2 separate regions of the Homo sapiens genome follow, and region 1 is linked to region 2. Evidence: chromatin loops called from intact Hi-C (ENCODE). Cell type or tissue: CD4-positive, alpha-beta T cell. All regions are shown on one strand. Each heading gives the region's core, and the rest is flanking DNA. Links, peaks and the distances in the headings are about the cores only.

What was found. A loop is a pair of places that touch in the nucleus more often than their neighbours do. Peaks named below come from ENCODE experiments on the same cell type or tissue, not always from the same donor. Only the 100,000 strongest peaks of a DNase experiment are listed, where the experiment ranks them.
Region 1: it touches region 2 in a loop (10-fold over the local background); 8 of 110 quality-filtered maps call a loop at or near these places.

What each region holds. Positions count from the first base shown.
Region 1 is chr6:148,558,718-148,561,629 of GRCh38, reverse strand. No RefSeq gene overlaps it. Among named protein-coding and RNA genes, the nearest start is that of UST, 190 kb to the left of the region's middle. RefSeq lists a silencer at 1,604-1,783. In CD4-positive, alpha-beta T cell, for the core only: a CTCF peak has its summit at 1,709 (motif pointing left); a DNase peak (open chromatin) is centred at 1,669; H3K4me3 peaks cover 291 bases.
Region 2 is chr6:149,430,565-149,433,476 of GRCh38, reverse strand. No RefSeq gene overlaps it. Among named protein-coding and RNA genes, the nearest start is that of SUMO4, 32 kb to the right of the region's middle. RefSeq lists a silencer at 1,216-1,502. In CD4-positive, alpha-beta T cell, for the core only: CTCF peaks have their summits at 1,109 and 1,308 (motif pointing right); a DNase peak (open chromatin) is centred at 1,316; H3K4me3 peaks cover 261 bases.

The DNA.
Region 1 (2,912 bases), core at 181-2,680, 870 kb after region 2:
AATTTCAAGGCCCCAGGAACTCCTTCACTGAAGATACTCATAGTTTTTAACCCTTACTATGCATCAGAATAACTTGTGGAACTTGCAAAAACTCATGAATGTCCAGACTTCATTCCCTGAAGTTCAGATTCAATTGGTCTGCAGTAGGCCCCGGGCAGCCTCCTTTGCAAAGCTTCCCAGGTATAATGGTGTTCTACTCTCCCCAGTTATTCAATGAAACACAAACTTAGGTGTTTCTATGAAGGTATTTTGTAGATGAAATTAAAACCCCAAATCAGTTGACTTTAAGTAAGGGAGAGTATCCTAGACCAGCAGTCCCCAACCGTTTTGGCACTGGTCACCAGTTCCATGCAAGAAAATTTTTCCGTAGATGGGGTGGGGTGCGAGGGGATGGTTTCAGGATGATTCAAGCATGTTTCATTTATTGTGCATCTTTCTTTCTATTATTATTACATACTCACCATAATGTAGAATCAGTGGGAGCCCTGAGCTTGTCTTCCTGCAACTAGATGGTCCCTTCTGGGGGTGATGGGAGGCAAGGACAGATCATCAGGCATTAGATTCTCATAAGGAGCCTGAAGCCTAGATCCCTTGCATGTGTAGTTCACAGTAGGGTTTGCGATCCTGTGAGAATCCAATGCCACTGATCTCACAGGCAATCAGATCCTAACAGGCCATGGACTGGTACCAGTCTGTGGCCCAGGGGCTGGGGACCCCTGTCCTAGACAATCCAGATGGGCCTGATTCAATGCATCAGAAGGCCTTAGAAGCAAAGCTGAGGCGTCCTTGATGAAGAAGAAATGTCATGGTGGACAGCAGCATCAGCTGGTGTCTGTGAGTTCCAGCCTGTCCTTCCTGATGATCAGCCTGCCCTATGGATTTCAGACTTGCCTCGTCACACCTCGCAATTAAGCCAATTCCGTGCAAAAAATCTCGAATTATACATCTCTCACGGGTTCTGCTGAGAACCAGGGAGTTATTCAGTAGTTGTTAAGCCAAAGGGCATCAGAATAAAATAACACAAGGTCAAATCTCATCTCTTCTCCCTGCGACCTTCGTGGCTGCAGTTCCTTCAGCTATAAAGTGGGGATCTCGGTGTTCGGTGCACAGGCATCCTGTGAAGGGTAACTGCTCTCAGGAGTGTGTACGTTCACTACACATCAGGACTGAGTGATGGCAGCTGCTCTTATACTGCTAGGCTATTCTGGGCCATGAGCAAATAAATGTTCAGACAAAAAATGCGGCTGGTGTTCCCTCACCATTGCTTGACATCTAAAGTTTAGGGCCTTGGAGTGACCTAATCCGGCTTCCCCCAGCTTGCTCCCGCAGTAGGCAAGAGGGCGCCTGCGCACACACAGACACGTGGACGCTGCACCCCAGCAGGTGCAGGACACCGAGGCGGCCGCCCAGCTCCGGTCATGAAAGCAGCCAGGAGTTCCATCGGTCACCCATCATCGCTCTCCTGGGAGTTTTAATAGGTGTTTTGGTTACAGGACTCCAGGTCTCGCTGCTCACTTGGTGAGTCGTGGCGGTCCTGCCGGCCCTGCTGCCGCCGCACTCGGTTTCGGGGCTGCGGCTCGGCTCCGCACCGCGCGGCGTGGACGCGCTCCTCCCGGGGGCTCCCGCGCCTCCCACCAGCGCCTCCCGGCGAGCTGGCTCGGCCTCCAGCCTGGCGAAGCAGTGCCCTCTGGCGGCCACGCACTGCAGCAGCGGCTCGCTCGGCAAGACGGAGGCCGAAACCTGAAACCGGCTCTGGGCCCTGATTTCTTTCTAAGCCACTGTTTTTTGACTTGGAAATCCATAAGAAATCCAAAATTGTAGGTTTTTCTCTTTTTTTATGAAACAATTTTTGTATTTTCCACAGACAATAAATTAGATGTTTCTGTTCCTGGTAGTGCCCAATGTGAGGATGGATACATTTAGCACCTGCACATGTGAAGGTGACCCGACATTAAAAGTAGGGAAACTCCGTGTGGATTTCGGTGATGAGCTACACGTTCACAAAACCACCCTTGATAGTCATTTCCACAACTTCCAGTCCTGAGAACTGGTCACTCCAGCAGGTTTAAGGTAATAATCTGTGGGTCAAAGTTAAGTCAAAGTTAAGCCTTGGATACGCAGAGAGGAGCCGCCTCTTTGTCTATTTACCTTGTCACTAGCCATCCGCGTATGGACCTCAGCCCCTCGTGTCACCCCTCTGGGTCTCCGTCTCCTAACCTAGGAAAGAAGAGGGTTAAAATAGAGCCTCTTCAGCGTTTGCATTTAGGATCCAAGGGCTAGTCATTCTGGAATAGTCATTCATTCAGCAAATACCACGTGTCAAGTGGAGAGGGTTCAGGTTCACCAGGGAGCAAACCTGTGCGTTCCCGGATGTTAAATTGTAGCAAGGGAGAAAGGTACTAAGCAATAAACCTAAAGATGACACAGTGTGTTAGAAGGTGAGAATGAACGCCAGGTGGAAACTGGCACAGGTGTGGGACTCGAGAGTGGTAGCCCAGGGAAAGGCTGAGGGAGAGGCAGTTTCAGATGACGGAATCAGGCCAGGACTCTGAAAAGTGTCCTTTGAGCAAAGACCTGTAGAAGGGCATGAGAAAACCACAGGGTCTTTCTGAAGAAGAGACTTCCAGGCAGAAGGAAGCCTGCAGAGGCCCGAGGTGAGAGCGGTCCGTTAAACTTGCGGACCAAGGAGAAAGCCTGTGTGGCTGAATCAGAGTGGCTGAAGAGTAGCGATGGCTGGGGAGGCTAGGAGGTCACAAGAGATGGTTACACAGAACCTGCTGGGCCACCGCAAAGGATTTGCCTTTGACTCTGAAAGAAACGGGGCCATTGGAGGTTTTGAGCAGAGGAGCGGCACGATCTGCCTGATGTTTTCACAGGTCTGTCTTAGCCTGCTCGGGCTGCCATACATAACA
Region 2 (2,912 bases), core at 236-2,735:
CAGAATTACTGCACAAAATGCTGGCAATTATCATGACATTGTTATCCAAGTACATCATAAAACTAATTGAAGGAAGTGACTAGGGGATGCTCTGCAGCCTCTGCGACACAACTGTTGCTCCATGAAGATACAGATTTTCAGTAATTTATTCTAATGTTTATTATTTTATTATTTATCTTGTTTTATTTTATTTTGAGACAGAGTCTCACTCTGTCGCCCAGGCTGGAGTGCAGTGGCGTCATCTTGGCTCACTGCAACCTCTGTCTTCCAGGTTCAAGTGATTCTCCTGCCTCAGCCTCCCGAGTATCTGGGATTACAAGCATGTGCCACCACGCCTGGCTAATCTTTGTATTTTTAGTAGAGAAGAGGTTTCGCCATGTTGCCCAGGCTGGTCTCGAACTCCTGACCTCAGGTGATCCTCCCACCTCGGCCTCCCAAAGTGCTGGGATAACAGGTTGGAGCCACTGTGCCTGGCCTGCTTTTCAGTAATTTTGAAGCACAAAGTACTCAGGCTGTTGATGATTTCCCTGTCAATACAAGTAAGCAGTCAGCTTCGTTAGTGGTCTGTTGTTGTGCAGATGTGGAGAACTGATAAGCGACGTGGAAGGAGAAAGGTACGCCTCATCGCATGGTGTGGGAACACGTGTGTGTAATGCTAGAAATACTAGTATTTAGTATTTTAGTATATTTAGTAAAATTTAGTAATTTTAGTATATAGTATTATTGGGTCAATTTTGTTCTTAGTTTCACACGTACATTCTTGGACATTTCGACATTCAAATGCCTTGTGGGGAATTAGTAACATATCTCTAAGGTCTTGTCCAGCCCTAACATTCCGTGATTTCTAAAAACCACCCCAACACATTTATATAGCATCACTGACCAACTCGCTTTGAAATGGATAAAGTATGTTCCCATTCCATGCGGTTTTTTCCTATCCGACTACAGAAATAGTTCTCCCCCTCAAATCTCACTTCAAATGTGGGTTTGAGGCATGATTTTTAAAGAGCTTCCAACATTGCGATAGTGTTGGCAAGGATGCCAGGAGGGAGCCCTCCAGAACATAGGACTCCACTCCCTTAACTTCTGGAAGGCAGAGGGGAAAAGCACAGTCGAAATTCTCTGGAGGGGAAGGCGCTGGTCTGCTTCAGCTGAGAAAGGAGCTGATCAACGGTAATCCGCACCAGTCCTGAATCCTTTATTCTCTTTACACAGAGTGGCTAGAAACAGGCTGCCCAACACAGCTGCTGGTGTCCCTTCAGACCCAGGGACGCATGTCAGAACCAGCACCAACCATTAGGTGGCGCCGTTGTAGCACAACAAGCATTGACCTGGGTTGGCGACAAATCTGACCCCGCTCCCGGTGGAACTGCCACTGGCTCTCTCCCCTGTCATGGGGTTCCCACAAGCCTAGCAGCTCGGAGCCCCAGGCCAGTAACCAGTGAACAGCTGAGGATGAGGATGATAAAACACAGGAAAAAACACGTGCACTTGCACCCTGGCAGTTACAGCTCTTTGTGATGGAAGATGTAACAGCTAAGGCAAATTAAATATGTTTTCATTTAAAATTCATAATAAACTATTTTGAACATACATAAAATTATGTGTATATATGACTATTGTAACAAATGCCTGATTTTTTTTTTTTTTGTTTTTGAGATGGAGTCTTACTTTGTTGCCCAGGCTGGAGTGCTGTGGCATGATCTTGGCTCACTGCAGCCTCTGTTTTCCAGGTTCAAGTGATTCTCCTGCTCAGCCTTCTGAGTAGCTGGGACCACAGGTGCGCACCGCCACACCTGGCTAATTTTTTTGTATTTTTGGCCATGTTGCCCAGGCCTGTCTCAAACTCCTGAGCTCAAGTGATCCTCCTGCCTTCGCCTCCCAAGGTGGCTGCCTGACTTGAATTTTAACACCCTGCCATGTTTGCATTAATGTTTTATTTCTTTTAATAATGATTTGTAATTTTCTTTACAAATGTATGGGTGCATATTTTATTAAAATTATTTCTGAGTACCATGTAGATTTCTACCACTATTGTTATTATGAATGGGTTCTTTTTTCTTCACAGTCTGTTATTGTTGTATTTTTTTGTGTGTGAATAATCTTTGAATTCCCTGAATGCTTTATCTACATCTATTGAGATCATTACATTTTTCTCTTTCATCTTTGCATATGGGATAAACCAGTTAATTTTCTCCTTTAGCACTGACCAAAAAAATTCTGTTTTTAAAAATAATATTATGGCCGGGCGTGGTGGCTCACCCCTGTAATCCAGCACTTTGGGAGGCCGAGGCGGGTGGATCACTTGAGGTCAGGAGTTCGAGACCAGCCTGGGCAACATGGCAAAACCCCTCTCTACTAAAAATACAAAAATTAGACAGGCATGGTGGTGGGGGCCTATAATCCCAGGTACTTGGGAGGCTGAGGCAGGAGAATCACTTGAACCTGGTGGGGGGCGGAGGTTGCAGTGAGCCTAGATCGTGCCACTTCACTCCAGCCTGGGCAAAAGAGTGAAACTCTGTCTCTTTATAATAACATGAGCATTTCCTCGTCTTATTATAAACTCTGTAAGGATGATCTGTGGGAACTACATTTTCCCCAGTGGAGAGACTAAACTTATTGCACATTATGTCTCTTTTTTTTTGCTATTATAAATAAAAATACCTTTGGCATAAATTGACCCAGTTAGATGCAAGCAAATTATGTGATATTTTAAGGCCTCTGATGCCTGTTCCCAAGCTGCTTTCTTGAAAGCCGTGCAATTGTATACCATCACCATCACCAGCAATGCAAGTCATCACTTCTTCACCAGCAAGACCATTAAAACAATCCCCCAAACCACTGTCATCAGCACCACACCAGCAACATGACAGGTGAAAAGCTTCAAGTCCATTTGTTTAACTTTTTTTCCC